Linked DNA regions of Homo sapiens: region 1 is linked to region 2. The links are chromatin contacts, found by Hi-C or POLR2A ChIA-PET in ENCODE. All regions are on one chromosome and are shown on one strand. The core of a region is the stretch at or near the end of the contact, and the rest is flanking DNA. Distances in the headings are between cores, read along the strand shown. Region 1 holds the start of NKAIN1 (sodium/potassium transporting ATPase interacting 1). Region 2 overlaps NKAIN1 (sodium/potassium transporting ATPase interacting 1).

Region 1 (4,138 bases), core at 267-2,766, 58 kb before region 2:
CTTAGTATTTTATTTATTATTTATTTATTTTGACAGAGTTTCGCTTTTGTCGCCTAGGCTAAAGTGCAATAGCATGGTCTTGGCTCACTGCAACCTCCACCTCCCGGGTTCAAGCGATTCTCCTGCCTCAACCTCCTGAGTAGCTGGGATTACAGGTGCCTGATACCATCCCTGCCTAATTTTTGTATTTTTAGTAGAGATGGGGTTTCACCACGTTGGCCAGGCTGGTCTCGAACTCCTGAACTCAGGTGATCCACTCACTTTTGGGAGGCCGATCTCCACTCAGGTGGAGGTTGCAGTGAGCTGATTCAGCCTCCCAAAGTGCTGAAATTACAGGTGTGAGCCACCGTGCCACGTTTCTTCTTTAATATTCTTTAGAGTATTCATCAGAACTTTGCGTATTTATTTGTATATTTCCTTGTTTTAATGACAATCCCTCACTAGACTGTGTGCTCAATGAGGGCAGAGATTTTGTCGGGTTTTGTTCCCTTATCCCCAGCAGAGAACCTGGCACATAGTGGGTATTTCATAAATGTTAGTTGGAAAGTACAGTTTATAGAATGTAGTGACAGATCAGATGTAATTGTAGGGAAGCCTGGAGGATGACCTAGGAAATTCCACTTGGGTGATGCTAATTGCCAAGGTGAATATAGGAAGTTAGGAGTGGGACAGGAATGATTATGTGGATTTGAGATGTGTCCAGTTCGAGGGCTTTTGGGGGTGGCTTGGAGAAGGCAATCTTCTGCTGGGAAACTTCTGACTCTGTCCCTACTGCAGCCCAGGGTAGGGGCTCCCTACCTCCACCTGGGCAGATCTCTGCCATCACCCATCTCACTGGCGTGCTCTTGGGAGCCTATCTGTTCCCTGGGCGGTGCAGCTCTACGGGATTTGGAACAGTGTTGCAGGTCTCATCTCTGGCTCGCAGGGCCCCCAGGGGTGTGTATGCAGTCAGGGCTCAATAAATGCCAGTAGACGGAAAGAAGGAAGGCGAAAAATGTGGCCAGACACTCAGGGGAGAGGCTGGGGTGAGGAGCAGATCTGGGAACGTAAATAGAACTAGAAGTCCAAGTTGGAACCCTGGAGCCCTAGAGACAGGGTGGACAAAAAAGTGTTCCAAGCCAGGAGGCCAGGCACAGGGCTAAGCGCTTTATTCACATGACTGCATTTCATCTTCATATCTACACTAAAGAGGCATAATTATTCCTACTTTGTTCATGAGAAAACAGGTCCAGAGAGGTGACGTGATTTGCCCAAGGTCACACAGCGAGTGAGCAGCAAAGTCTGGATTTGACTCAGGGCTGTTGTCCCCTAAGCCCGCACGCACTCTTCCACTTCACTCCCTGCCTCTCCAACCCTCCACCTCCCTATCCCTCTCCCCTCCCCTCCGGCGGCTCCCCCGCCCCACCCCTCTGCCGTTCCCCCCAACTCCCTCCCTGTCGGTGGCGGCGGCGGAGCCACGTGGTGGGGCCGGGAAGCCGCGGCCGACGAGAGCCCGGGCGACTGCCCCAGCTGGGCAGTGCTGCTCTGCGCTGCGCCGCGCTCGGGGCTCGCTCTCCTTGCTCCGCGCTCCCCGCCAGCCGCCCCGGGGCAGGAGGCGCGCCTGACGGACGGCCCGCTAGACAAAGGAGGCGCGGCTCGGCGGGGCCAGCGCGCGGACGGACGGACCATGGACTCGGAGCGCGGGCGGCCGGCCCCAGCCTTGGGGACCGGACACTCCCGGGCCCGGCCCTAGGCGCCCGGCCCCGCCGCCCGGCGCGCCCAGCGGGGAGGACGTGGAGCCCGCGCGGCGCGAGCAGGCGGCGGCCGCGGAGCAAGAAGGGCGCCGCGGCGTGCGGCCCGCGCAGCCCCCGGAGCCATGGGCAAGTGCAGCGGGCGCTGCACGCTGGTCGCCTTCTGCTGCCTGCAGCTGGTAAGCGTCGCGTGCCCAGGCAGTCGGGGCAGGGTGGGGCGCGGCGGGGCGCGGTCCCAGGGCGTGCGGGTGGGGTTGCGTGTGTCTCTGTGTGTGTGTCTGGTGCGTGTGCCCGGGCGGGGGGTGGTCTGGAGTCTCGGAGCGGTCGGGCGGAGCCTGCTCCCGCTGGCCGGGCTGTCTCTTTGTGTGCGCTTCTCGCTGCTGTGCCCGGCGCTCCTCCGGTCCCCAAGTGCGTCCTGTGCGCGAGTCCCCGGCCCGCCCGCACTGTACAAGTGGCCTCCTGTTGGGGGATGCGCTGTGGGACGGTGGCTTGCTGGGACTGGGGGTGTGTCTGAGGCTGATCTGTGGATCCGTTGAGGTCCTGCTGTGTGTTTCCCTCTAGATCCCTCGTTTGCATGGGTCTCTCCCTTCCTCTGGGTCTCTGCCTCTGATCACCACCCCTGTGTGAGCGTTTCTCACAAAGTCTCTGCTCCGGCGTGTGTCTCTCAGGGTTTCTCTTTGGTGTGTCTCTAAATCGCTGACCATTTCTGGCCCATGTTCATCTGTGTTCTGGGATCTTAGACTCCAAGAACCCTCCAATCCTTTGTGTTGTTTCTGCCTCCCTTCACCTTCCTGACCGGGCAGTCCTGGGAAAGGAGAGCCACCTCCCTGGAGAGGGTCACCAGGAGCTGCCAGATCCTGGGCCAGCCTGACCCAGCCTGGACCACACTTCCTGCTTTGGTCTGGCCGCTGTGGCCATGGGGGTTCCATCAGTCATCAGTTCCACCCACCAGAGCAGCTCCTCTGCCGGGGCCAGCAACAGTGGGGATGGGGACACTTGGGTGCCCTAGGGAGGACCAGAGCATCTGAGGACACTGTGCCTAGCCCCAGCATAGGGAACTCAGGTTCTTGTCTCAGGGAGGAGTGACTGTAGTGGACTAGAAGAAACAGCACTGCCCTTCAAATCAGGCCCTGGCAGGGGAATTTGGGAGGGTGGTTAAGGAGAGGCAGGGGTCTCCTACCTACCCTAGAGCTGAGATTGAACAACTAGGGAGGTTGAAGCTGTGCTTCTCCTCTAGGCAGAGGTGCATGGGGACCTCCATCGCCGAACCCAGGTCTGAGAGTGGGCAGCGAGGAGCCTGAGCCCCCCTCATGCTGGACTCCTTGTTCTGGGTTTCCACTCTTGCCTGCATCCATCACGCCCTCCCCACCACAGGAGCCAATGATAATGTAGAGTGAAGTTTTGAGCCTGGACATGCAGACCTCCTCATTCGTCTTGCTTCTCTCCTCCTGGGGACACCAGCTTCAAACATGCCATCCACAGACCTGGCCTGGGCAGTGGTGGAAACAGCCCTAGCTCTGGAGATTGTAGCCCTGCTCCCAGCTGTGGGAGACTGGACAAGTGACTTCCCCCCACTGGCCGGCCTCAGTCTTCTTATCTGTAAAATGATTATCCCTGAGGATTGCAGAGGGAATTAATTAAGATCAGGTGGAATGGGAACTCCAGAAGGGCAGAGATTGTCTGTTTTTCTTTATCTACTTTGAGGAACATGAAATGCCAAGAAATGTTTAAACCTTTCAGAGGATTCTTCTGTGTTTGTTAATTTTTTAATTTTAAACTAGGGGTTTTTTTTAATTAGAAAAGTAATATACATATATTGTAAAAAATAAATACATACATAATCAAACAGGACAGATAAATAAAAAGTAAGTTTTCTAGGCCAGGCATCGTGGCTTATGCCTGTAACCCCAGCACTTTGGGAGGGCGAGATGGGCAGATCACCTGAGGTCAGGGGTTCGAGACCAGCCTGGCCAACATGAAGAAACCCCATCACTGCTGAAAATACAAAAATTAGGGGTGGTGGCACGCATCTGTAATCCCAGCTACTCGAGAGGCTGAGACATGAGAATCACTTGAACCCAGGAGGCGGAGGTTACAGTGAGATGAGATCACGCCGCTGCACTCCAGCCTGGACGACAGAGTGAAACTGTGTCTCAAAAAAAAAAAAAAAGTTTTCTTCTCTCTATAACTAGACCCCTCCCCAAAGGTGAACCTGTTAGCAGTTTGTCCCATGCTCATTCTCTGTTGGCGATAATAACGGTTAGCTTTGGAGAGCCCTTGACTAAGTGTCAGGTACTCTTGGAAGCACTTTTCCAGGTATTAACTCATTTAATCCTAACAGCCCTATGAAGTAACTTGTCCAGAATTCTACAGGAACTAGGACCCAGGCTTTGTTTTGGGGGTTTTGT
Region 2 (4,112 bases), core at 428-2,927:
AAAAAAAAAAAAAAAAGAGGGAATGAACCTAGGTCTTCCGCCTGTCTGTCCTTTTGTCTGGATCTGTTTCCATATCCTGTACCGTCTTCCCTCACCGCTGCCCCAGCCCCTGTGCAGAGTGAACAGGTTTAGTGAGTAGGATGAGGCATCAGACTATGAATCAATCCTGGGTTTAAGTGCTCAATACACCCACTATGTGACTTTGGACAAGTCACCTGCCTTCTCGGAGCTTGTTTCCTTATTCACAAAAAAGAATGACAATACCAGCCTCAGAGTTGTGAGAATAAGAAAGTGACCCCAGTGGGCGTGATGCCTCATGCCTGTGGACCCAGCTACTTGAGAGGTTGAGGCAGGAGGATCACTTGAGCCCAGGAGGTTGAAGCTGAAGTGAGCCATGATTGCAGCACTGCACTACAGCCTGGGTGACAGAGTGAGACCCTGTCTGAAAGAAAGAAGGAAAGGAAGGGAAGGGAAGGGAAGAAAAAAAAAAGAAAGAAAGAAACTCCAAGATAGGAGTAGTTCCTGTTTCTAGAAGGGCCAGCCCTGTCCTAGGCACTTTGTACCCACAAAGTCACATAATCCTCTTTCTTCTTAACAAGCCATAAGGTATTGCCCAAGTCCAAGTGGGAAAACTGAGGCTCAAAGAGGTAAAATGATTACTTGTCTCAAGTTACACTTTCAGAAGAGTTAGACCATGTATGTTTGACTTTAAGGTGAAAACATTTAATTGGAAGTTGTTACGGTTTGCCTTCATCCTGGCATGCCTCCTCCCTTGCCAGTCAGAGCGTACAGGGCCCGGCAGGGGGCGGAGGAAGAGGTTCCCACTCCTCCTTCCTCCCTGACGTGTCATCTCCACTCCCAGCTGTTCGGCTTCGTGTTCGCCTGCTACGTGAGCAAAGTGTTCCTGGAGGAGGAGGACAGCTGTGAGTAAGGCGCCCCTGGGGAAGTGGGGAATCTGGCCCTGCGCCTTCAGCACCCTGGACAGAGGCCTGTGACTGGCCCCGGCGGGAGGGAGCCCAGGGTCGGCCACGGGCCCCTTTCGAGGGGAAGAGGCGGCTGGTATGGAAGGCTCTGCATACCAGCCCGTTCCAGGCTGGGGTCCAGACGTCCAGGTGCCCAGTCCCTGGCCCCAGCACCCCCTTTCCCCAATCTCGCCCCACCCCATCAGAGGTCTTGTCCCGTTTAGAGGCTCTAGCCCCGCCCCTGAGAGCCTTCTCTCCCATAGGACTGCCCGGCCTCCCAGGCCCAAGCCTTAAGGACTGGGGCCTGACCCTCAGCTGGCCCGGCCTCGCCGCCTCCAGACCCCCAGAGGCCCATCCCTCAGGGTCCAGCCGAAGCCCCGCCCCAGGCCCTGCACGGGGTCTGACCCTCGCCCCTCCCCTCCTCATGGCTTCTCTGGCTCCGCTTCCTAGGGTGGGAGTCCTGCCCTCAGATTCTTCCCCTTCAGGACCCAGTCTCCCTCTCCTCGCCCCCGCCGCCGATCCCTAACATGCGCCGCCCCTCTTCCGCAGTTGACTTCATCGGCGGCTTTGACTCCTACGGATACCAGGCGCCCCAGAAGACGTCGCATTTACAGCTGCAGCCTCTGTACACGTGGGTCACGGCCCCCTGCTGGCTTGGGGAGGCCTGGGCGTCGGGGTTGCGAAAAGGAGGGGATGGAGGAGTGGGCAGGGCAACCGGGTCTCTCCGCCCCCATACTTTTGGGATCCACTCTCCCTAACCTGCCTTTGTTTCCCGCAGGTCGGGGTAGCCTCTGCCCCGCGCCCACCCCGGCGCCTCGCCCTGGGCTGACCGCAGCTGCCGCGAGCTCGGGCCAAGGCGCAGGCGTGTCCCCCTGGTGGCCCGCGCGCTCACTGCAGCCTGTGCCCAACCCCGCGTCTGCATCTGGAGATGCGGACTTGGACGTGGACTTGGACTTGGACTTGGATTTGAGCTTGGCTCTTCGCAGCCCGGACTTCGGAGGAGTGGGGCGGGGCGGGGGAGGGGCACCACGGGTTTTTTGTTTTTTGTTTGTTTGTTTTTAATCTCAGCCTTGGCGTGAGCTGGGGCCTTCCTCTCTTCTCCAGCCTCTCCCTTTCACTCTTCACCCAGCATCCTGCCCCCCTGTCCAAAAACAGCAGGACATCAGACCCATCCCATCCCACCACACTCACTCACCAGCTCTGGGGAAAGCTACTGTGAACTAGGAGCAGGATTCCTGGGTTCTAATCGCAGGTCCATCACTGACTGTGACGTCTAGCAAAGCCCTTGCCCTCTCTGAGCCTCGGTTTCCGCACCTCAAGTAATTAATCCCTTAGCAAATGGACTCTTTTAGACTTCTCATTTAACTCAATTCCCTGAGCTAGACTGGGATTAAAATTCTCATTTTGCAGTACATTAAAACTGAGGCCCAGAGATGTGATTTGCTTGAGGCCACACAGCTAGATTTTTGGTGGAAGTGGGCCTTGAACACAGTGTACTTTCTGCAGTTTCTGACTGTAAAACCCAGTGTCTGCTCTCTGAGTTCCATTTCCAAGCCCCCCTCCATCTTGGACCTATGTGGTCTCCACCATATTCACACACCACCACCACCACTTGCCAATGCCTCTCTTAAAGCAATATACCCATTCGTTCTCTTATTGGGAACTGGATGGATGAAGCCCCAAATTCAGCCCCACCCACAGAGAAGCCTTCCTACACTCAGCCTCTGTCCACCCTTGGCAAATCTTTCAAGCTCTCTCCTCCAGGAAAGTGGGGCCCCAACTCAGTCACTCCACCCCCTTCCAGGTCCCTGAGGCTGGTTCTACTGTATCCCCATCACCTCCACAACTCCACTCACCCCTGACGGCTCCATCCACCTCACCAGTTGGAAGGCTTGTGGTTTCAGAGAGGAGCAATGCTGGTCAGCGCTGCCCAGACTCCAGTGTTTACAGATCACCAGCATTTACAACCAATCCAATGGCCAGAAGCCTCCTCTAACAAGCCCAGAAGGAGTTCTGAAGGGGCAGATGGGGGTGTGAGTAGTCGGGGAGTCGGGATTGCCAGCACCCTCACCCTTCCTTGGGGGCAAGTAGAGGTGAGAACACTTTCCCCACCTCCCTCCACAGACACTCCTGAGGACGCTGCATCCCACGCACTGCCTGGTGCGTCCATAGAGAGAGGATCAGGTCTCAGCATTTCATCTGTGAAAGAGGCATGGCCCTGGGTTAGAAAGGAGGGCAGGAGACATGGAGGAACTGGGGGGCACCCAGATGGTGCAGATGGTTTGCACACCTGAGCCTGTCTGTGGTGACCATTCCGCTCCTCTCCCACTACCCTCCAATCTATCATTCCCTACTCTCTAAGGCCAAAATATCCTGAGCAAGGCTGGCAACCCCACCCCACCATCCCAAATGCAAGCAGCCAGGCCCAGGAGTTCCTCTGGCCCCCACAGGCATGGAGCTCCCAGCTGGTGGGTACAGCTTGAGAGGGGGGCAGCTCCCTCAGGCTAAGCTACTGCCCTTCACTGGGCCAGCCCTGCCTCCAGCCCTCACCTCTCTCACCCCAACTCTCCCCCAAGCCCCTTTCTACTCAACGGGTGTAGCCACTGGTGCTTTGAAGCCTTTTGTTTTTATAAGATGGTTTTTGCAAGGGGACCAGGTTCTCTTTTCACTGGGACCTTGCAAGGAGGGGAGTGCTCTCCTGGTTTCTGTGCAGGCGGGTTGATTAAAGATGGTGTTTTCTTCTCTATCTTCCTGTCCTGCCCATTGGGTCTATAGAACTTTCTAAGTGAGAAGTCCCTGCATGAGGGCAGGCAGGAATGATTTGATGTTGATGTTATCAAATATTCCTGGGGTGGCCAGGCACGGTGGCTCATGCCTGTAATCCCAACACTTTTGAAGGCTGAGGTGGGCAGATCACGCGAGGTCAGGAGTTTGAGACCAGCCTGGCCAACATGATGAAACCCTGTCTCTACTAAAAATACAAAAATTAGGCAGGGCCGGGAGGCTGAGGAAGGAGAATCACTTGAACTTGGGATGCAGAGGTGGAGTGAGCTCAGATGGCGCCACTCTACCCCAGCCTGGGTGATAGAGCAAGACTCCATCTCAAAACAATAAAAAAGAAACAAATCCTGGGGCACTGGCCTGTAACTC

What was found. Hi-C counts contacts between places; a loop is a spot of excess contacts on that map. ChIA-PET counts read pairs that join two places held with the same protein, here RNA polymerase II (POLR2A). Pooled maps may share reads with other maps.
Region 1: a loop to region 2 is called in a map of dorsolateral prefrontal cortex, with 6 times the contacts of the local background. The contact joins the promoter of NKAIN1 here to the enhancer-like site in region 2. A Hi-C loop is called at or near these places in 5 of 168 maps with a recorded cell type or tissue (Panc1, dorsolateral prefrontal cortex, head of caudate nucleus and 1 more) and 4 of 50 pooled maps. POLR2A ChIA-PET finds 5 or more read pairs at or near these places in 8 of 52 experiments (Caco-2, GM12878, H1 and 4 more).

Annotation. Positions count from the first base shown.
Region 1 is chr1:31,237,265-31,241,402 of GRCh38, reverse strand. NKAIN1 (sodium/potassium transporting ATPase interacting 1) reads left to right here and starts at 1,516. Exons shown (of 7, transcript NM_024522.3): 1 at 1,516-1,909. The coding sequence starts at 1,856.
Region 2 is chr1:31,179,341-31,183,452 of GRCh38, reverse strand. It overlaps NKAIN1 (sodium/potassium transporting ATPase interacting 1), which reads left to right. Exons shown (of 7, transcript NM_024522.3): 5 at 863-923; 6 at 1,512-1,593; 7 at 1,741-3,708. The coding sequence ends at 1,750. Among named protein-coding and RNA genes, the nearest start is that of NKAIN1, 58 kb to the left of the region's middle. RefSeq lists a silencer at 1,590-1,839. Within about 2 kb of position 1,677, at least 2 of the 41 ENCODE cell types and tissues checked have a DNase peak (open chromatin) inside an H3K27ac peak, as active enhancers do.